2 separate regions of the Homo sapiens genome follow, and region 2 is linked to region 1. Evidence: chromatin loops called from intact Hi-C (ENCODE). Cell type or tissue: GM12878. All regions are shown on one strand. Links, peaks and the distances in the headings refer to the core of each region. The heading gives the core; the rest is flanking DNA.

Region 1 (10,973 bases), core at 914-8,913:
GGAATAAAGACAACAAGACAGTAAGACTGAATGAAGTGCCTGCGATGGCTTCACTTGTAAATAGCACCAAGAAGAGTATCATGGCTTATTGTGTAGAAGTATTTCTGGCCCTTGAGGCCACACCTGTAATCCCAGCACCTTGAGAGGCCGAGGCGGGCGGATCACAAGGTCAAGAGATCACGACCATCCTGGCCAACATGGTGAAACCCCGTCTCTACTAAAAATACAAAAAAAATTAGCCGGGCATGGTGGCACATGCCTGTAATCCCAGCTACTCGGGAGGCTGAGGCAGGAGAATCGCTTGAACCCAGGAGGCAGAGGTTGCAGTGAGCCGAGATCGTGCCACTGCACTCCAGCCTGGCAACAGAGCAAGACTCCATCTCAAAAAAAAAAAGAATAAAAAAGAATATAGGCCTGGCCAGGCACAAGTGGCTCACACCTGTAATCCCAGCACTTTGGGAGGATGAGGTGAGTGGATCACTTGAGGCCAGGAGTTCGAGACCAGCCTGGCCAACATGGCAAAACCCTGTATCTACCAAAAATCTTTAAAAAATAGCCAGACTTGGTGGTGCATGCCTGTAATCCCAGCTACTTGGGAGGCTAACGCACAAGAATTGCTTGAACCCAGGAGGCAAAGGTTGCAGTGAGTCGAGATCGTGCCATTGCACTCCAGCCTGGGCAACACAGTGAAAACTCCTCTCACAAAAAAAACAAAATACAGGCCTATAAGTGTTGTGTTCCTGTCCTGAAGAAGACTCAGAGGAGTGGCTTGGGGGTGGAATTCTCAGAGCCCCTGTAATGCAAGACAAAGGCAGAGAGATAGACCCTTCACCCAGCTCCTAATCAGCCATCATTACCAACTCACCCTTTTCTGAAAAAGCAAAAGATAGATTCAAAGAGGAAAACGAGACATTTTCCTATGTAATGTCATTGTGTCCTGTTTCCAGAATTTGAAAAGAGCAGACCAAGTTATTCTCAATGACAGTGATAGGAACTTGGAAACTTTTAGAAGTGATACAGAATGTCTGAGGACCTAAGGTCTGACCTGAGAGTGATACAAACAGTGAGATGTCACATATTTTCAGTGATTTTCAAAGAACACTTAGGCTGCCTGCAGAGCAGTTTACCTGCAACCTGAAAGAAAATTGCAGCCTTACAATGTTGCTCCTTAGACTCTCGGAGCATGAGGACTTGAAGAAAGCCAGGCTTTGCACTTTTTATTGGTCCAACTCATTACTACTCTGAAAAAAAAAAGAAAAAAAGCTAAATTTATACATGCAATGTTGATACAGGAGCATTATTCAGAAATTCTGTATGCCAAAAGACAACATCGTAGTATATTTACATGCTACTAATTCCCCAAATAAGGAAATTACTCGCTGATTATAAATTCTGCCATCACATAGGAATCAAGGCACTGTTGGACACACATTGAACACTCCAAATGCCCTGGTTCTGTGGGTGAGCTGAATGCACACATTCTCTCTCTTAAGACTGTGTTCTAGATGGACATGGTGGCTCATACCTGTAATCCTAGCACTTTGGGAGGCCGAAGTGGGTGGATCATTTGAGGTCAGGAGTTCAAGACCAGCCTGCCCAACTCAGTGAAACGCCGCCTCTACTAAAAATACAAAAATTAGCCAGGCATGGTGGTGGGCACCTGTAGTCCCAGCTACTCAGGAGGCTGAGGCAGAAGAATGGCTTAAACCTGGGAGGCAGAGGTTGCAGTGAGCTGAGATCATACCACTGCACTCCAGCCTGGGTGACCGAGCAAGACTCTGTCACAAATAATAATAATAATAATAAAAAGACTGTGTTCTGCATCACCACCTCAGCTGTGTGGCTTTTGCCTTTTTCCTCGTCTTTCTCAGATCCACCTGGTCACATCCCAATTTCCCCAGGGCATCCGAAGCAGGTCTGAGCAGCCAAGGATAACTACTTAGTCTCCTGCTAGAAAATATCTCAGGTAGGTTGTATAAGGGAAGCTAAGTAAGCTTTCAGTCAACGACTTTCTGTTCAGTCTGCCCACATTGTTCTTTTTAATGTAGCCATTCAAGCTGTGATGCAAAACATAAAAATTGCCCTTATTACTTTGCATATGTTCTAGGATATGGTTGAAACATTTTTAGATTATTATTAATTATCCTTTGAATAATCCAAAACATCTTCAGGCTGGAGTGCAGTGGCGCTATCATAGGTCACTGCAGCCTCAACTTCTTGGGCTCAAGTGATCCTCCTGCCTCAGCCTCCCGAGTAGCTGGGACTACATGTATACACCACCATGCCTGGCTAATCTTTTTTTTTTTTTTTTTTTGAGACGGAGTCTCACTGTGTCTCCCAGGTTGGAGTGCGGTGGCGCGATCTCGGCTCACTGCAAGCTCCGCCTCCCGGGTTCACGCCATTCTCCTGCCTCAGCCTCCCAAGTAGCTGGGACTACAGGCGCCCGCCACTACGCCCGGCTAATTTTTTGTATTTTTAGTAGAAACGGGGTTTCACCGTGTTAGCCAAGATGGTCTCGATCTCCTGACCTCGTGATCCGCCCGTCTCGGCCTCCCAAAGTGCTGGGATTACAGGCGTGAGCCACCGCGCCCGGCCCTGGCTAATCTTTTAATGTTTTTATACAGACAGGGTCTTGCCATGTTGCCCAGGCCAGTCTCAAATTATTGGTCTCAAACAATCCTTCTGCCTCAGCTTCCCAAAGTGTTGCGATTACAGGTGTGAGCCACTGAACTGGCCAAGTATAATTTTCAAAAGGTCTTCTTCAACCTTAGATGTGACTGTATTATCATTTGGGATCAATGTCTTCCTTGGGCAAATATACCTTTGGTTTTATAAGAAAAATCAATGGCAAAATACATTTAGTAAAGAAAAAAAATCATCTAGGACAACTTTTTTTTTTTTTTTTTGAGATGGAGTCACGCTCTGTCACCCAGACTGGAGTATAGCGGTGCAGTCTCGGCTCACTGCAACCTGCACATCCTTGGTTCAAGCAATTCTCCTGCCTCAGCCTCCCAAGTCCCAAGTAGCTGGGATTATAGGCACCCGTCACCACGCCCAGTTAATTTTTGTATTTTTAGTGGAGACAGAGTTTCACCATATTGGCCAGGCTGGTCTGGAACTCCCGACCTCAGGTGATCCACCCACCTCGGCCTCCTAAAGTGCTGGGATTACAGGCGTGAGCCACCACACCTGGCCAGGACAACATTTTTAATAAAAGTGTGTTCCTTAAGGTGGAGGATCCCTTGTTACCCTGTAATCAACTCTCTAATATTTATACTACTAATTTTTGTCTTATAATTTACTTATTTCTCCTAAGTAAAAAATATGATATTCAACAAATATTGATTAAGATATTGACATATTTGGATCCTTTTCTTTCCCTTGAATATCAAAGTGTACCTAGATTCTAGAAAGTCACCATGTTTCACCGAAAATGAAGGCATACTTCAAAGGTCTACCTAGGGTGAAAGTTTTCCTTATTTCCCTAGCTCTGCACTTACAAAACTGCATTTTTCTTCTTTCCCTTCATCTTCACATCTATTCTCACGGAAGAGCCGTCTCTTCTGCAGCACCTGCCTTGGGAACTGCCTCTCAGTTTTCAAAGCTCACCTTCACACAGCCTGGTGTGTTTCAGGTGACAGGACAGATGCTCTGCTTTTAAAGCAGCTTCCTTGCATTAAGGGTCGGTTTTGAGCCAGGCACAGTGGCTCACTCCTGTAATCCCAACACTCTGTGAGACTGAGGTGAGACGACGGCATGAGCCCAGGAGTTCAAGACCAGCCTGGGCAACATAGCAAAACCCCCATCTCTACAAAAAAAATTAAAAATTAGCCAGGAGGGGCTGGGCACGGTGGTTCACGCCTGTAATCTCAGCACTTGGGAGGCTGAGGCGGGCGGATCACGAGGTCAGGAGATCAAGATCATCCTGGCTAACACGGTGAAACCCCATCTCTACTAAAACTACAAAAAAATTAGCCGGGCGTGGCAGCCAGCGCCTGTATCCCAGCTACGCGGGAGGCTGAGGCAGGAGAATGGCCTGAAGCCGGGAGGTGGAGCTTGCAGTGAGCCAAGATCGTGCCACTGCACTCCAGCCTGGGGGACAGAGCGAGACTCCGTCTCAAAAAAAAAAAAAAAATTAGCCAGGAGGCTGGGCGCGGTGGCTCACACCTGTAATCCCAGCACTTTGGGAGGCCACGGCGGGCGGATCACGAGGTCAGGAGATGAGACCATCCTGGCTAACACGGTGAAACCCCGTCTCTACTAAAAATACAAAAAATTAGCCAGGAGTGGTGGTGGGCGCCTGTAATCCCAGCTACTCGGGAGGCTGAGGCAGGAGAATTGCTTGAACCCGGGAGGTGGAGTTTGCAGTGAGCCGAGATCACGCCACCCCACTGCACTCCAGCCTGGGCAACAGAGCAAGACTCCATCTCAAAAATAAGTAAAAAAAAAAAAATAGCCAGGCATGGTGGTGCATGCCTGTGGCCCAGCTACTTGGGAGGCTAAGGTGGGAGAATCACTTGAGTCCAGGAGGTCAAAGCTGCTGTGAGCCGTGATCACACCACTGCACTCCAGCCTGGGCAGCAAAGTGAAACCCTGTCTCAAAAAAAAAAAAAAAAAAAGTGGGTTTTGCTTAAGTTTTCTACCAGCCTTTTCAGCTGTTGGCTAAGAACAATTTATACTATTGGGATTGGTTTCTGTAGGTAGCTGACTTACCTTTGTTTGCTTCATTTCTGCCACAATTTTTCTCAAACTAGAAAATCCAGTCTTCTACTTCTTGAGGCCAGATTCCTATCCCTTGGCTGCAGAGACACCTTCTGGTTGAAGTCCTAAACTACATGATGCGTAACGAATACTCCCTTTTCTTTTCTGCTAAGGAAGGCTTTCTAGTCCTTTCTATTTAAACTGTAGGCCATTGAAAACCACAAACCCGTATAGGAGCCAGAAAGCTGGAATCCGAATGGAAGCTGGCTTCAGGAAGCTAGATTTCTTTATGGCCAAATACAAAGTACAGTGGGGGCCAGGCGCGGTGGCTCACGCCTGTAAACCCAGCACTTTGGGAGGCCGAGGAGAGCTGATCACAAGGTCCGGAGTTTGAGATCAGCCTGACCAACATGGTGAAACCCGTCTGTACTAAAAATATAAAAATTAGCCAGGCGGGGTGGCACACGCCTGTAATCCCAGCTACTCAGGAGGCTGAGGCAGGAGAATAGCTTGAACCCGGGAGGCAGAGGCTGCAGTGAGCCGAGATGGCACCACTGCACTCCAGCCTGGGCGAAAGAGTGAGACTCCGCCTCAAAAAAAAAAAAAAAAGAAAGTACAGTGGGGTAGGCTTACAATTGTGTTTTAGGCTTAAGTAGCAGTCCATGCTGTGTGTGTTTGTGTGTGTATGTTTTGAGACGGAATCTGGCTCTATCACCCAGGCTGGAGTGCAGTGACATGATCTCAGTTCACTGCACCCTCCACCTCCGGAGTTCAAGTGATTCTCCTGCCTCAGCCTCCCAAGTAGCTGGGATCACAGGTGTGCACCACCACACCCAGCTAATTTTTGTATTTTTAGTAGAGACAGGTGTGGTTTTCACCATGTTAGTCAGGCTGGTCTCAAACTCCTGACCTCAAATGATCCACCCGCCTTGGCCTCCCAAAGTGCTAGGATTACAGGCTAGAGCCACCACGCCTGCCTTTTTTTTTTTTTTTTTTTGAGACGGAGTCTTGCTCTGTTGCCCAGGCTGGAGTGCAGTGGTGCAATCATAACTCCCTGAAGCCTCCAACTCCTAGGCTCAAGCTATCTTCCCACCTCAGCCTCCTGAGTAGCTGGGACTGTAGGCATATACCACCACACTTGTCTTAAAAAAAAATTTGTCTTTTGGTTGGGTGTGGTGGCTCACATTTGTAATCCCAGCACTTCGGGAGGCTGAGGCAGGTGGATCACCTGAGGTCAGGAATTCAAGACCAGCCTGGCCAACATGGTGAAACCCCATCTCTAGTAAAAATACAAAAAATTAGCCAGGCGTGGTGATGCGTGCCTGTAATTCCAGCTACTGGAGAGGCTGAGGCAGGAGAATTGCTTGAACCGGGGAGGTGGAGGTTGCAGTGAGCCGAGATTGCACCATTGCACTCCAGCCTGGGCAACAAGAGGGAAACTCTGCTTAAGAAAAAAAACTAAGGATGAAGTTATTTCCATTTATTTTTATTTAAAAAATAATTTCATTCACTTGGCACATTTAAGAGCCAGGTCTGTTATCTTCTCTGGAAAATCACTCCTACCTAATGAGGTCGTTAGGAGAATTAACTTATAAATATGTAAAGGGACCTAGATTAGAGCCTCGTACATCCTCCCTCTAAATTCCAAAAGTAGGTAAACAATAACATACTGGTTTCCAAATCACTTTCAAAAGATTAGGAATGATTGAGAATAGAATTAGGGCTGTGAAAATGGATTAACTTCAGAGTTAAAAGAAAGTTGTGGTTTAAATGTTTCGATTTGGTTTACTAAACATGCATAGTTCAATCTGTGGAATGTGGATATATTTGTGTTTGTGATGCAACTCTGCATGTCCAATGAAAACATTCTTACTCTCAAATTTCATAACGTAGTTGTTATCCCCACTTTATAGATGGTCAACTTACTTTATCTATCTGATGATTGGCTCCTACAGCCAGTAAGTGGTGAAGCTGAGATGTAATTCCAAGGCTGCTGATCTCCAAAGCCAGTTGTCTTTCCAAATATTAGAATATACTAGTGTCTGTGGTCTGTTAAAAAAAATGATGACAGTGCCTTTTTAAATAAAATTTAAAGCATGTACATGAAAAATACTAAAACACTTATATAATTGCTATGTAACAATCTGCTTAACAAATTGTGTGCACTCCCAAACTTTCTGCATAATGCAAGTGCTTTGTGAGAAGTCTATATGAGCTCTGTGGGAAAGATCCAATCCTGGTGGCATTTTTTCCCCTAAAATTTATTTAATATAATATATGTAAAAAACAACAAATTATATGTATACCATTTGTAGGTATTGTGCAATAATCTGCTTTTACACAGTGAAACACTCAGCCGGGTTTGGTGGCTCACACCTGAAATTCCAGCACTTTGGGAGGTCAAGACAGATGGATCACCTGAGGTCAGGAGTTCAAGACCAGCTTGGTCAACGTGGTGAAATCCCACCTCTACTAAAAGTACAAAAATTATCCAGGGATGATGGCAGGCACCTATAATCCCAACTACTCGGGAGGCTGAGGCAGGAGAATCGCTTGAACCTGGGAGACAGAAGTTGCAGTAAGCAAAGATCGCGCCATTGCACTCCAGCCTGGGCGATAAGAGCGAAACTCTGCTTCAAAAAAAAAGAAATGAAACACTCATATATGACTTTTAATTGTTTTCCAAAATAAAACTAAAATGTTCTAAATTTATTATTTTATTTATGTTTTGAGACAGTGTCACTCTGTCATCCAGGTTGGAGTGCAGTGGCACAATCTCAGCTCACTGCAACCTCTGCCTCTGAGTTCAAGTGATTCTAGCGTCTCAGCCTCCTGAGTAGCTGGGATTACAGGCATGTGCCACCATGCCTGCCTAATTGTTTTGTAGTATTTTTAGCAGATAGAGTTTTGCCATGTTGGTGGGGCTGGCCTTAAACTCCAGAACTAAAGTGATCCGCCCACCTTGGCCTTCCAAAGTGCTGGGATTACAGGCATGAGCCACCACGCCTGGCCCCATTTAGTTTTTAAGTTAAAAATAAGGGCAGGAGCCGGGAGAGTAGTGCCAACTATAGTCCCAGCTACTTGGCAGGCTGACACAGGAGGATTGCTTGAGCTCAGGAGATCAGCGCTGCAGTACGCTATGATCACACCTCTTAATAGCCACTGTGCTGTGCTTTAGCCTGGATAACAGAGCTAGACACCATCTTTTTTTTTTTTTTTTTGAGATGGAGTCTTGCTCTGCCAGGCAGGCTCGCGTGCAAGGGCACAATCTTGGCTCACTGCAACCTTCACCTCTTGAGTTCAAGTGATTCTCCCACCTCAGCCTCCTGCATAGCTGAGGCTACAAGGTGTGCACCACCACGCCTGGGTAATTTTTCGTGTTTTAGTAGACATGGGGTTTCACCATATTGCCCAGGCTGATCTGGAATTACTGAGCTCAGGCAAACCTCCAACCTCGGCCTCCCAAAATGCTAAGATTACAGGAGTAAGCCACTTTGCCTACTCAGAGACACCATCTCTTAAAAAAAAAAATGAGTGGGCAGGACATGATGACGAAGGGTAATAATGTGTTCGGAATTGGTGGATTCTTGGTCTCACTGACTTCAAGAATGAAGCCGCAGACCCTCGCGGTGAGTGTCACAGTTCTTAAAGGCGGCGTGTCCAGAGTTTCTTCCTTCTGGTGGGTTGACGGTCTCGCTGGCTTCAGGAGTGAAGCTGCAGGCCTTTGCCATGAGTGTTACAGCTCTTAAGGCAGCACGCCTGGACTTATTCGTTCCTCCCGGTGGATTCCTGGTCTCGCTGGCTTCAGGAGTGAAGCTGCAGACCTTCGCAGTGAGCGTTACAGCTCATAAAGCCAGCATGCACCCAAAAAGTGATCAGCAACAAGATTTACTACAGAGAGTGAAAAAACAAAACCTCCACAGCAAGGAAGACTACCCAAACGGATTGCCACTGCCTATTCCGGCAGCCTGCTTTTATTCTCTTATCTGCCCCACCGCACCCCCCCTACCCTGATTGGTCCATTTTACAGAGAGCCGATTGGTCTGTTTTACAGAGAGCTGATTGGTCCGTTTTGACAGGTGCCGATTTGTGTATTCACAATCCCTTAGCTAGACATAAAGGTTCTCCAAGTCCCCACCAGATCAGCTAGACACAGAGTGCAGATTGGTGCATTTACAAACCTTGAGCTAGACACAGGGTGCTGATTGGTGCACTTACAAACCTTGAGCTAAATACAGAGTCCCGATTGGTGTATTTACAATCCCTTGGCTAGACATAAAGGTTCTCCAAGTCCCCAATAGACGCAGGAACCCAGCTGGCTTCACCTAGTGGATACTCCACTGCATCCGCAGGGGGAGCTGCCCACCAGTCCTGCGCCCTGTGCCCCCACTCCTCAGCCCTTGGGCGGTCCATGGGACCAGGCGCTGCGGAGCAGGGGGCGGCACTCGTCGGGGGAGGCTGGGGCTGCCCAGGAGCACACGGCGGCGACGGGGAGGCTCAGGCATCGCAGACTGCAGCTGCAGCTGCAGACCGAGCCTTGCCCCACAGGGAGGCAGCTGAGGCCCGGGGAGAATTGAAGTGCAGCGCCGGCGGGCCGGCACTGCTGGGGGACCTGGCGCACCCTCCTCCGCTGCTGGCCCGAGTGCTAAGCCCCTCACTGCCCGGGGCGGGAGGCGCCGGCCGGCTGCTCTGAGTGCGGGCCCACCAAGCCCACGCCCACCAGAACTCAAGCTGGCCCACAAGTACGGCAGGCAGCCCCGGTTCCCGCTAGTACCTCTCCATCCACACCTCCCTGCAAGCTGAGGGAGCCAGCTCCGGCCTCGGCCTGCCCAGAAAGGGGCTCCCACAGTGCGGTGGCGGGCTGAAGGGCTCCTCAAGTGTGGCCAGAGTGGGCGCTGAGGCCAAGGAGGCTCGGAGAGCGAGCGAGGGCTGTCAGAACACTGTCACCTCTCAATAGCATTTGAGCCATGTGGTGTGGGCCTCCCACCCAATTCTAAATCCCCTACACAGTAGAGCCAATTTCTACCAAAGCTGGATGTGGAAACCAGAGTAGTTATAGATATTCTTCCCTTACAGTTCATACCAACTTTAGAAACAGTTTTGAGTTCCCTAAGATTTTTTTTCTGATAACTTCCAAGCACGGGCTGGGCATGGTGGTTCACGCCTGTATTCCCAGCACTTTGGGAGGTCTAGGCGGACAGATCACTTGAGTTCAGGAGTTCAAGACCAGCCTAACCAACATGGAGAAACCCCGTCTACTAAAAACACAAAATTAGCCAGGTGTGGTGGCGCATCCTTGTAATCCCAGCTACTCAGGAGGCTGAGGCAGGAGAATTGCTTGAACCGGGAGGTGGAGGTTGCGGTGAGCTGAGATCGCGCCATTACAATCCAGCCTGGGCAACAAGAGTGAAATTCCATCTCAAAAAATAAACTGACATGAAGTGCTTGCCCATGCCTGTGTCCTGAATGGTATTGCCCAGGTTTTCTTCTAGGGTTTTTATGGTTTTAGGTCTAACATTTAAGTCTTTAATCCATCTTGAATTAATTTTTGCATAAGGTGTAAGGAAGGGATCCAGTTTCAGCTTTCTATGTATGGCTAGCCAGTCTTCCCAGCACTATTTATTAAATAGGGAATCTTTCCCCATTTCTTGTTTTTGTCAGGTTCGTCAAAAATCAGATGGTTGTAGATGTGTGGTATTATTTTTGAGGGCTCTGTTCTGTTCCATTGGTCTATATCTCTGTTTTGGTACCAGTACCATGCTGTTTTGGTTACTGTAGCCTTGTAGTATAGTTTAAAGTCAGGTAGTGTGATGCCCCCAGCTTTGTTCTTTTAGCTTAGGATTGTCTTGGCAATGCGGGCTCTTTTTTGGTTCCATATGAACTTTAAAGTAGTTTCTTCCAATTCTGTGAAGAAAGTCATTCGTAGCTTGATGGGAATGGCATTGAATCTATAAATTACCTTGGGCATTGTGGCCATTTTCACGACATTGATTCTTCCTATCCATGAGCATGGAATGTTCTTCCATTTGTTTGTGTCCTCTTTTATTTTGTCGAGCAGTGGTTTGTAGTTCTCCTTAAAGAAGTCAAAGCCAAAATTGACAAATGGGATCTAATTAAACTAAAGAGCTTCTGCACAGGAAAAGAAACTACCATCAGAGGCTGGGCGCAGTGGCTCACACCCGTAATCCCAGCACTTTGGGAGGCCGAGGCGGGTGGATCACGAGGTAGGGAGATTGAGACCATCCTGGCTAACACGGTGAAACCCCGTCTCT
Region 2 (10,973 bases), core at 1,217-9,216, 370 kb before region 1:
CTCAGCAGAGAAGAGCCTTCTTCCCCATGGCACAGAATAGAGGTAGCAACAACCCAAGTCCAATGCCATAGGGTCAAATGTGGGTTCTTCCAACCTGCCCAGAGCCTGTGGGAATGAATGTAGACACAGCTGAATAACTGAGAAGTGCATCTCAGAAAGTCCGCAAGCAGGCGCCCGCTAACCAAAATGTTGAAAGGTAGAAGGTCAGGGTCAAGCTTCAGGATAGGGTCAAGCCTCCTTTCAAAAGATCTAGGTATGGTCAGAGTGAGAAATAAAACAGGCAAGGCAGATGAAGCGCCAAATTCAGCATGTTCAATATCAAATATTCAATAGCAGATATTCAATTCCCACTCCGTCCCAGGCAACTAAACCCAGGGTGGTCATTCCCAGGATTCCCAAAGCAACACCATCATCATCTCTCCTTCTTCCCTAGATCCCTCTTCTCAAAGAAGAGCATTGCTCCATGCCAGAAACCCAGGTGTCACCCAAGACGCCCCCTCGGTCACCCTCACAGTCACTGAGATGCTGCATCCTGCCTTTTCTGACTCATGACAAAGCTCTCTCCTCTTCCCGTGACTCTTGAGCCACACCTGATGGCTGCAGTTCATCGTCTTTCATACAGACAGCAGCAGCTGCCTCTGGGTGGGGACCCTGCCTCCAGCCTTGCCCATCTCCACACTGCTGCCAAAACGATCTTTCTAAAACACAGTGTTAGTCCTGCCTGCCACCCCAACAAAGTCCTTTCTTACCTGCTCAGAGCCCACAAAATCGTATTGAAATTCCAGGGAACAAAAGGCCTCCAACTCTACCACTCCCCAGTGCAACCTGTCCTCCTGCCATCCCAAATCCCTTGCCAGTCTCCACACTTCTATTCTCCTCCCTCCTCCGGGCCTCTGCGCGTGCTGTTCCTTTATCTGCCTCCCAACAGGGCTCGCGTTCCTTGAGACCATCTGCAGCTTTGCATCCCCAGCACTTGACGCGTAGAAGTGAAGTCTTGATGGAATAAATGAACTGATGAAGATGGGAAAGTGAAAGATTCCATGAGATTGTAGCATTTTCCCAGTTATAACAATGAGGAAACAGAGAGGTGATATAGCTTGTCCAAGGTAAACACAGAATCAGTACCATACCCCATCACCCTTTGCTGCCTCAGCAGAGCCCCAGAGAAACCAAAACAAAAGAAAAACAGAATAAGAACCCAGGAGGGGTTCAGGGTAGCATAGGGCAGGAGTCAGGAGCGGGCAAAGAGAGGAGATGGAGAAGGGAGTTTGTTGAAGGTTGGCAGCTATGGCTAAACAGTTCACAGTGAAGGGAGAGCCTTCAGAGTCCAGGAAGCTTTAGCCAGAAGTCAGAGGGGTGGACTTGCAGTCCCAATAGGAAAGAACTTTCCTCCTCCAGGAATCAGAAAGGGACTAGAGAAACCCAGGAACCAGAGTGAAGACATGAGGCTGGCAGAGAGGGGGTGGGAAGAGGGGCACTAGTGGCTGTGGTGACAAGGCTGTGTGCAGGTTATTAACCCTGGGATAACTGCGTGAGTCCTGAAACAGAAATAAACCTTTCTCACCTCCAAACCCTCACCAGGAAAAAAAAATTAATTTTACACCACAGTCTCAGGAAGAGAAATTTAGGGACACACAGGCTGGGCCTTTGGCCTGTGAAAACCTCAGCTTCTTAGCCCCGTTAGGAAAATCTGGGCTCTTAGAGAGAAGGTAAAGACTTGGATAATGCTATTCTCTCTATTTCTCACCTCCAACCCTCTTTTCTGAGTCCTCTACATCTTTCAAAGGCCAGATTCCCACCTTGGCCCTGTCCAGAAGCCTTCCCAACTGCCAGAATTTCCAGCATCCACTGTTCCTCTGAAGAGCAAAAGCTCTTCACCAGGCTCTTCACCTCCCAGCTTATTCTGTGGTCTTCTCTGGACAAGGAAGACCATCTCCCTAAGGTCCATGGTGACTGGGGGTGGAGCAGGGAGATGGATTTCCCATCATCAGCCACCTTTCCTTGAGCCTAGACCCAGTCCCATCCCCTCCTGCTCAGAGTTCAGGGCTCGGGGACTGGCAGGGGGAAGCTGTACTGTGGCTGGCTGGTATGTTTTGTCAAGAACATATCAGCTGCTTCCCTATTTGGGCAGGAGGAATCCAGGAGGGCTGCATGCCCTGGAAAGCACCTGGTGCTGCTGGGCCCAAAGAACTCGGCCTCCTCTGTCCCCTGCCTTGCAGCAGCCATGCCCACCCAAGCCAAAGTGACTCCTAAGCATTCCCTGCTGCGGGGCGCTTGGATGCAGGTTGAACATGGCTAAGGGCAAGTCACTTGGCTCAGGACACTGACTTAGTTTCTATGTGCCCAGCAGAGTCAGGGAAACTTGGACCCAAGGCAACCCTGAGGCCCCAGGCAGCATCATATACCTGTCTATCCTCCCTGGGACCTTTCAGCATTGGGGACGTGCCCTGTGTGTCGCTTCACTAAACCCTGAGGAATATGCCTGGCTGAATCAGGATGTGCCCACAGTTCCTCACCCAGGGGCCTCCTCACCAACACCCCTGACCCACACCTGAGGACTTAAATGACAGAGGTAGCAGCGGGCAAAAGGCCAGTGGAAGGCGGCAGAGAAGCTTTGCACAGCACCTGCTCCTCTATGGTGTCCAGCCTTTCCCCAACCCCAACCCACCCCTCCTCCTGTGCAGCCAGCTCCAGCCCCAGCCACAGAGCAATAAGGAGGAACTGGAGAAAAACCGAGGATCCAGCACAGACCGCCCAGGCCCTGGCCACCAACTCCTCCACCCCTGGCAGCACGGAGCCCCATCATCAGGCGCTAATTAAATCCCCCTAATGAGGAAATAAGGATGCAGGAGCCAGCTCCGCCATGGCCTCCCCGGCCCACCGCTCTCGCCTCTCCATCGGACTTATCACTCGTCACAGGATGTTTACAATAATTTTTAATTTGTGCAATTATTAATCACTTTTCTATCTGCCTCATTTGCATAATAATTAGTCATCTCACTGTTTGGCATGCCTGTGAATGACAGTGTTTTAAATTGAATTAAGATTTTAATATTCTATTTTCCTGCTTTCTTCCCCCTCCACACGCTAATCAAAGTCAGATTTGGCAGCGAGAGAGAGGGTGGGGAGGAGGTTGGCAGGCTCTGGACTTGGCCCGCTCTGCGCTCCCGAGAACTGTGCTAGGAGGAGGGCGTGCCTGTAGAAGGTGACAGCAATCCCCTCTCACCCAAATCCTGGCTCTTGAGGGGTTAACCCAGCCTTGGCTAATTGAGTAGAGGTAATGAGTGAGAAGTGGGCAAAGGCAACTGGGGAGGGAGGGAATCACACTGGCTCAGTGGCACCAGAGACCAAGAAAAGCACTTTCATTTATTTTTTTTCCAAATAGGCTGCTTTTTACAATGGGAAGTTGGAAAGCATATTACAGGTCTGTAATTGATCCCCGGTTACTAGTCTAGGTTAACTTTGATGGCTCAGAGTCCCCCAGGTAGAAAAACGCAGGCTGGCGCAGCCTAAAACCCATTTCTATTCTTCAGATGTACTGAGAAAACAAATCTCTGCAGTTAAGTTTGATTCCCCTTCCCCCTCTCCACACACCAACAAGGCCCTCTGCCCAGGCTGGACACCTAACAGACATGTACCAGGGGGTGTCAGATTTCCACTGACAAGGGGCCAGGAGCAAAGGCAGACTGCCCTCTGTCGGGGCAGCTGTGGGTTTATGGATCTCTTGCCCTCCAGCCCTCTCCTGACCACCCCAGGAATTCAGCTCTAGCCTAGAAAACGCCCTGCTCCATCCCGTCTCCCGCTGCTGCTGCCTCGCGTGTTGCCATGGCAATCCCTGTGGCTGCCTGGGATACCCACTGCTGCTCCAGAATTCTCTGCTTAAGCAGGGCAGCTCTCCCGCAGCCTGTGTGAGACACCGCCCTTTGCCATGGTATGATCACCAGCACGTAGCCTGGAAAGCCTGATACTGGCCTCTCCCTTCAGGTGAGCAGGGAGAGAAGATGGGAGAGAGGGGCTGGTACTGGGCAAGCAACTACAGGTCAGGCCACAACAGCTTGCGGGGCCAGACTCCAGCTCAGCAGGTCATGCTTCCCCTGGCCAGGGGAGCGGAGGGACCCCATCCTGGTACAGCAACCCCTTCCTCCCACAAGGATCAAGGTCTCCCAACTGCAAGAGGGGTCAAGGGAGGGAAAGTCTCCCACATGGGGAAGAGGAAATGAGGTCTTTCTGCCAGAGTTAGAACTGGGTGAGAGGAAGGAGGGCTAGAAGATTCCAGGAGCCCTTCCCCTTCACAGGACTCCAAGGCTGGTCTGAATTCCCCCCTGCAAGTCAGGCAGAGAAACTGTCAGGCATTCCTTGGGTCCCCTCTGGCCAGGGCATCCTGGGGCCGACCCATGAGTCCTCCTGCCAATGTATCCAGGAAGGCCAATAATCCACCCAGAAAGGCACCAGCCTCAGAGCTGGCAGTGCTAGGAAACTGCTTGCCCAGTCTTTGCCTGAAGGGGCAGGAACAAGAAGTGTCAGAATTCAGGAAAGGCACAGTCCAATCCAGGATGATGGGGAGTTTCTGAGAAGGTAGGCCCTGGGACTTTGGGCTGTGTCTCCCACCCAGACTAGAGGAAGCAGGCGGCTTTCTTATCCCATTGTGCGCCAGGCCCAGGTGAGCAAATCTGGTACAATCACTACTCAGGGGACCTTAGCCCTGTACGACAACCAACTTCACCCACCACAGTCCCAGCATGGCAAAAGGAGCTTTTTAGATAGTGAGGCACATAACAAGTGCCGCAGCAGCCTCTGCTGGCCGCCTTAGCCTTCCACACCTGACGCACGGCCGAAAACGCCGGCGGACCCTCGGAACTATGCTTACCATGAGTCCCCGCTGGCCCGGGACAATTCTGGTCTACAGCTGTTGTCTCTGCATAATTACTAATAGCAAGCACACACACCCTTCACTCTCAGAAGCATCCCAGTTTGGACAATAAATTCAGTGGCCTCTAATCGCAGCCAAGCGCAGGATCCCAGCAAGCCAAGCGAGAAGGTGGAGAGACTGAACATGGAGATGAAAAGCCTTCTCTCTGGCCTCAACCAGGGATAGCTGCTCCCTTTCAGTCATCACCAAAGGAGGAAATTCAGAGTCCCCAGCCCTGGGCCAAGACAGATGCATCTGGGTAGTCACACCTGAGGGAAGAGGGAAAGCAGGTATGCGGGCCGGGGCGGAACTAGGCGGAAGGAGGAGAAAGAAGGAAGAAAGAAGAGCAGGCGCAGCTGGAGGGTAGGAAGCATGAAGGAAGCAGAACGCTATGACTCCATGTGTCCAGCAGGTGGCTACACTGAGCGGTCTGTATCGGTCCATCCCCATTGCAGCCGGGCAGCCCCATCCAGCTTGCCTTGTAAGGCTCGGGGTGTGGCTTCCTGTCCTTCTGCAAAGCCCACCTAAGTCACAAAGCCCCTCTTTCCCCTTTACCCTACTTTTCATTCGCTTTTCTCCGAATGACTCCCTAGCCTGAATTACAAAATCACGAAGACATTTCACAAACCCCCATGCCCTCACCCCGCACAACCCCGAGAGACAAGAAAGAGACGCCAGAGCAGTGGGCTCCGGGGTAGTGGGATTCCTGGATCGCTTCCTCCTGGGCTGGTGCCTGCTTGATGCAGGGCTCCTCAGAAACCCCCTGGTATCTGCCCACCTGGGTTGGGAGTCCCTGAGTACAGAGGTATAGGGACCACTGTGGTTTTTTGTGGTGTGGAAGTGAGGTCATAGAAATCAGGGAATTTCTATATGTCTGTCATTCAGAGAAGTTAATGCAAATTAGCTGCAAAGTAAAAAACAAATGTACACTATTTACATCAGAAGTCAGCAGTTATGGCATTTGGGGGATCAGGACAGCAGCAACAGTCCACACTCCACAGGGCCTCATGAGGTAGTGAGAAGAGGGAGCCCCAGGCTGGTGCGGATGGGTTTTCCTGCACTGCTGCCCACCCCTGATTCCCCAGTCCCAAGTCACTCCAGGTGAAGCAATGGCCATATGTGTGGGAGGGAGGGGAAGTCACATCCTGCACTCAGGCAGCTTGCAGTCTGGTTGATGGCCTTTAGGCCCCAGTCCCATGCTTCCTCCCACCATGGCCCCCCAGCCTAATGCCAAGATTCTCCCCAGGCTGGGGCCAAAGTGCGATTTTATCCCCCTTTTTCCCAAGTAGGAGAGGATTATTGTGAAAAGGAAAAATAAGGATCACAGAATCCTTGGGAAGATTTCAAAGATGCCCTACCTACATCTGCATATCACTAATAAATAGCTGCTGAGTTCTGGAAGTTTACACTTGCCCAGTTCTTACCTGCAGTGGAACCTCAACCTAGCATTCAGTTTAATTCAACAAATTAAATGTACTGAGTGTCTTGTACAGGCCGGGCTTTGTGCCGGATGCTGAAGACTGTGGTCTCTGCCTTGAATAAGCCCTAAGTCTGGCCGGGGGAGAAAAACACGTCAAAAACACTGTAATTTGAAGAGACTCACATTAGAGTCAGGTAGGTACAAGTACAATAGGAGCAAGTCTGAAGAGGAAGCATTTGATTCTGCCACTCTGCGGGTAGCACGGGGGCCAGGGGGAACTCCACAAAGGAAGTGACATTTGAGCTGGACCCTTAAGGGTGAATAAGGATTTGCTAGGGAGAGGAAGACCAGCGCAGAAGCAGGAGCTTGGAAAAAAGCACAGAGGCCTCAAAGAGTGGTGCAAAGTCCAAAGGCTGTAGGGAAGAGGTCGATGAACCAAGGGCCTCGAGGCGGAGGAGACTGGACACATCTTGTAGACAGGGCTTCATCCTGAATCTGCTTCCCACACGACAAAGCAGTGGACCTTCCTGTTCTCAGGGGATCCTTGTCAATACTGGGATCATCATGCTTCCCCACCCTGTTTCCAAGAAAGCAGCAGGCTCCTGTGGCTGGGCCTAGGTTGGCTGGCAGAGCCCCTCCAGGAATATCTGACAGGAGAGTTCATGTGCTAATTAAGCATGCATCTGATATTGCAGACACGACAATCAATTAGCATAGCTGATTAGACACCTCCACGAATGAGCTGTGGTGGCTCCTGAATGCCCTGAACCCACTCTGGCCCACTCTCACTCAGAGCAACCGCCCCCGACTCACTCATTCATTTGAAGAAAGAGCAGAGGCTTTGGTAGAGCTGTGGTCTTTAGCCTCAGTTTCTTCACCTACAACATGGAAATATTAGCATTAACCTTGTTGGGTTGTTGTGAGATTAATATATGGAGAGTACCTAATTTTAGTGCCTAAGTTAGTACTTAATAAATGATAGCTATTAGTTCTGGGGTGTAATACCTTGGCTTTGGAGCTAGGGATTTGAAAATGAATAAGAAATAGTTTCTGGCCATAGGAACTCCCAACGCACAAAATAGTATGATAAATGCTGTCCTCAAAGTGCCATGAAAACTCAGAAAATGGCTGAATTGGTAAGCAGATCCTGTCCTGGGAGCAGTAGCAAGAGTTCAAATTCTCAGTTCCTAAGTATAACTGGGCAGACAGGGCCCTTCTAGCCCCTGCCACAAAGCCCGGGGGTCTCCTAGCACCTCAGATGAGTGCTTGAATAGTAGTTTTGTCTTTGCCAACAACTTTTTTTTTTTTGAGACAGAGTCTTACTCTGTCACCCTGGCTGGAGTGCAGTGGCTCAATCACAGCTCACTGCAGCCTCAACCTCCCAGACTCAAGTGATCCTTCCACCTCAGCCTCTCAAGTAGCTGGGGCTACAGGTGGGTGCCACCATGCCCAGCTAATTTTTTAACTTATTGTAGAGACAAGGTCTCACTATGTTGCCCAGGCTGGTCTCAAACTCCTGGGCTCAAGCAACCTACCCACCTCAGCCTCCCAAAGCACTAGGATCACATGCATGAGCCACTGCCCCCAGCCCACACTTTCTCTTTAATTCATATTAAAAGACTTTTCAAATTGACTCAGAAGCTAAGTCCTCTCCAGCATGAGGCCATGTTGGCCGGGCTCATCTGAGCCTCAGGAGTATAACCGGGCCCAAGTTGTAACCCCCATTCCGGCCTCCTCCTCTCCTGCACCAAGAAAAACCAGAACAAAGCTTAGCATCCTACCACTTTCATGCTGAGAAAGCATAGAAGAACAAGAAAGTAGGATTTCTAGAGGTTAAAGGTAACTATACTGAGTCCAAAACACCAACTGCACAAATAAAGAGATGGATGCAACATGGCTCCATCTCCTTTCTCACGATATGTGTAAAGGAGACACGGGAGCTTCTGACGATAGTGCAGTGGGAATCCGTGGTGTGATGTGGTCACCATGAAAGCTAATCCAGGCCGGCCATGGTAGCTCACACCTGTAATCCCAGCACTTTGGGAAGCCGAGGCGGGTGGATCACCTGAGGTCAGGAGTTTGAAACCAGCCTGGCCAACATGGTGAAACCCCATCTCTACTAAAAAATATAAAAATTAGCCGGGCGTGGTGGTAGGTGCCTGTAATCCCAGCTACACAGGGGGCTGAGCCAAGATAATGGCTTGAACCTGGGAGGCAGAGGTTGCAGTGAGCTGAGATTGTGCCATTGCACTCCAGCCTGGGCAACAAGAGTGAGACTCCATCTCAAAAAAAAAAAAAAAAAAAAAAAAAAAAAAAAAGAAAGCTAATCCAATCTTAAATACACTGATTAAAATAGAATATCTATCTAGGCCTTTTTTCAGACATCTCTCTCTCCTTCACAAGGAACTGCTCTCCTCTCTGCTTTCTTCTGTCTATTAAACGTTCCACTCCTTAACCCACTAAAAAAATTAATTAATTAGTTAATTAAATAGAATATCTAGCTGAGTGTGGTGGCTCATGCCTGTAATCCCAACATTTTGGCAGGCTGAGGTGAGAGGGAGCCCAGGAGTTCGAGACCAGCCTGGGCAACATAGCGTGACCCCCATCTCTACAAAATATTTAAAATTTAGCCAGGCATGGTGGTGCACACCTATAGTCTCAGCTGCTCAGGAGGCTGAGGCAAGAAGGATCTCTTGAGCCCAGGAGTTTGAGGTTACACTATACATATAAACACACACATACAAACACGCATAATGTCTACACTGAGGGAAGTGATACCCATTGTACTCTGATCAGCACACTTTGAACATTACGGCCCAGCTCACTCCAACTGGAATGAGTTCAGAGAAGTCAGTGTGAGACTCGAAATCATGCATTAAAAAGGATGGTTGAAGAAACTGGGGGAAAAAAAAAGTCAGATGGGCCCAGCAGCTTTCTTCTAATGGCAACATTATGGCTCTTCTAGGGTCCTGCATCCTTTTCCTCCTGCCTCTCCCTCTGGTGTCAGCCTCTGGCACAGGTTGTCACGCTTGGTTCTGCTGTTGAACTGAGGGTAGAGGAGAAGGATGAGGCCCTCTAGGGGAGGTGTCCATGAACACCATTAAACCTTCTGTGTGTGCTCATATGTCTATCACAGCACTGTTCACAATAGCAAAAATATAGAATCAACCTCAATCTAAGTGGCCATCAATGGATGATTGGATAAAGAAACTGTAGTATATATACACAATGGAATACTATTCGGCCATAAAAAAAGAATGAAATCATGGTCTTTTGCAGCAACATGGATGGAACTGGAAGCCATTATCTTAAGTGAAACCAAATCAGACACAGAAAGACATATATTGCATGTCCTCTCTTGTAAGTGGGGGCTAAATAATGCGTACACCCTGGGCACGGTGGCTCATACCTGTAATCCCAACACTTTGGGAGGCTGAGGCAGGTAGGTCACCTGAGGTCAGGAGTTCAAGACCAGCCAGGCCAACAACGCAAAACCCTGTCTCTAATAAAAGTATTAAAAAAAAAAAAATTAGCCAGGCATGGTGGTGTTTGCTTGTAATCCCAGCTACTCGGGAGGCTGAGGCAAGAGAATCGCTTGAACCCAGGAGGTGGAGGGTGCAGTGAGCTGAGATCGCGCCACTGCACTCCAGCCTGGGTGACTAAGTGGGACTCTGTCTCAAAAAATAATAATAATGTGTACACATGGACATAAGAGCATGGAATGATAGACAATGGAGACTTGGAAGGGTGAGAGGGTGGGAGGGGGGTGAATGATGAGAAATTACTTCATGGGCCTTATGTACATTATGCAAGTGATGGATATCCTAAAAGCCCTGAATTCACCACTACACAAGCTGTGCATGGAACAAAATTGCACCTCTATTCCATACATTTATACAAATAAGAATATAATAATTTCAAAAATAAAACTCCGTGTATGAAGATTAATTTCCTACTACCTTATTATGTAAAAGATTGTCTGCTTCCTTTCCTGTATAAGTTTTAATGCAAGACTCTCCTCCTATTAGCTTAATGCTGTGGGCCCAGGAAGGGAAACAGGTAGGGCACAGGGAGAAAAATTTATCCCAACACATCTAAAATTGTGTCAGATAGAAAGGAGTTAGTCTTTTTTTTATATAAGCCCCAAGTTGGATAATTCAGACAAATGGTGAAGCCATGGGGAAAGACAACTGGAAAAAAGCTAGAGTTGCTCAGGAATGGAATACATATGTTCAAATGTGAGTGGAACGGCACATCACATAAATGTGTTTTGCCAGGGGATCCTGGCACTGGGGTGAGTGTGAGGATTAGCTCTTGTCGAAGGCTCTTTCCAACTTTGATTCTAGGATTAATCGAATTAACACTGCATTTCCATGGTACTAGAGGGGAACAGCAGTTGAGCTAGTGAACTGATGGAAATACTTACACACTAATTGGTATGGGGAAGGTGGAATAACTAGAAGCCCTTTAAGGTATCTTCCAACTCTGAGATTCTTATTTTGTGATTCCAGATTCTGAAAGGGAGCCACTGTAGAGCTACTGGCAGATCTACACAGCTGACAAGATGCAGCTCACCCCTCTGTCTCAGGTCTCAGGACAACACCTGGTGTGTGCACGTGGGTGGGGGGTGGGTGTGGGAAGCAG

Evidence for each region. A loop is a pair of places that touch in the nucleus more often than their neighbours do. Peaks named below come from ENCODE experiments on the same cell type or tissue, not always from the same donor. Only the 100,000 strongest peaks of a DNase experiment are listed, where the experiment ranks them.
Region 2: a loop joins it to region 1, with 12 times the contacts of the local background. A loop is called at or near these places in 23 of 110 quality-filtered maps.

The regions. Positions count from the first base shown.
Region 1 is chr11:117,101,353-117,112,325 of GRCh38, forward strand. No RefSeq gene overlaps it. Among named protein-coding and RNA genes, the nearest start is that of SIK3, 8.4 kb to the left of the region's middle. RefSeq lists a silencer at 7,826-8,060. In GM12878, for the core only: a CTCF peak has its summit at 4,808 (motif pointing left); a DNase peak (open chromatin) is centred at 4,839.
Region 2 is chr11:116,727,580-116,738,552 of GRCh38, forward strand. No RefSeq gene overlaps it. Among named protein-coding and RNA genes, the nearest start is that of BUD13, 40 kb to the right of the region's middle. RefSeq lists a silencer at 5,355-5,404. In GM12878, for the core only: a CTCF peak has its summit at 5,318 (motif pointing right); a DNase peak (open chromatin) is centred at 5,392; H3K27ac peaks cover 533 bases.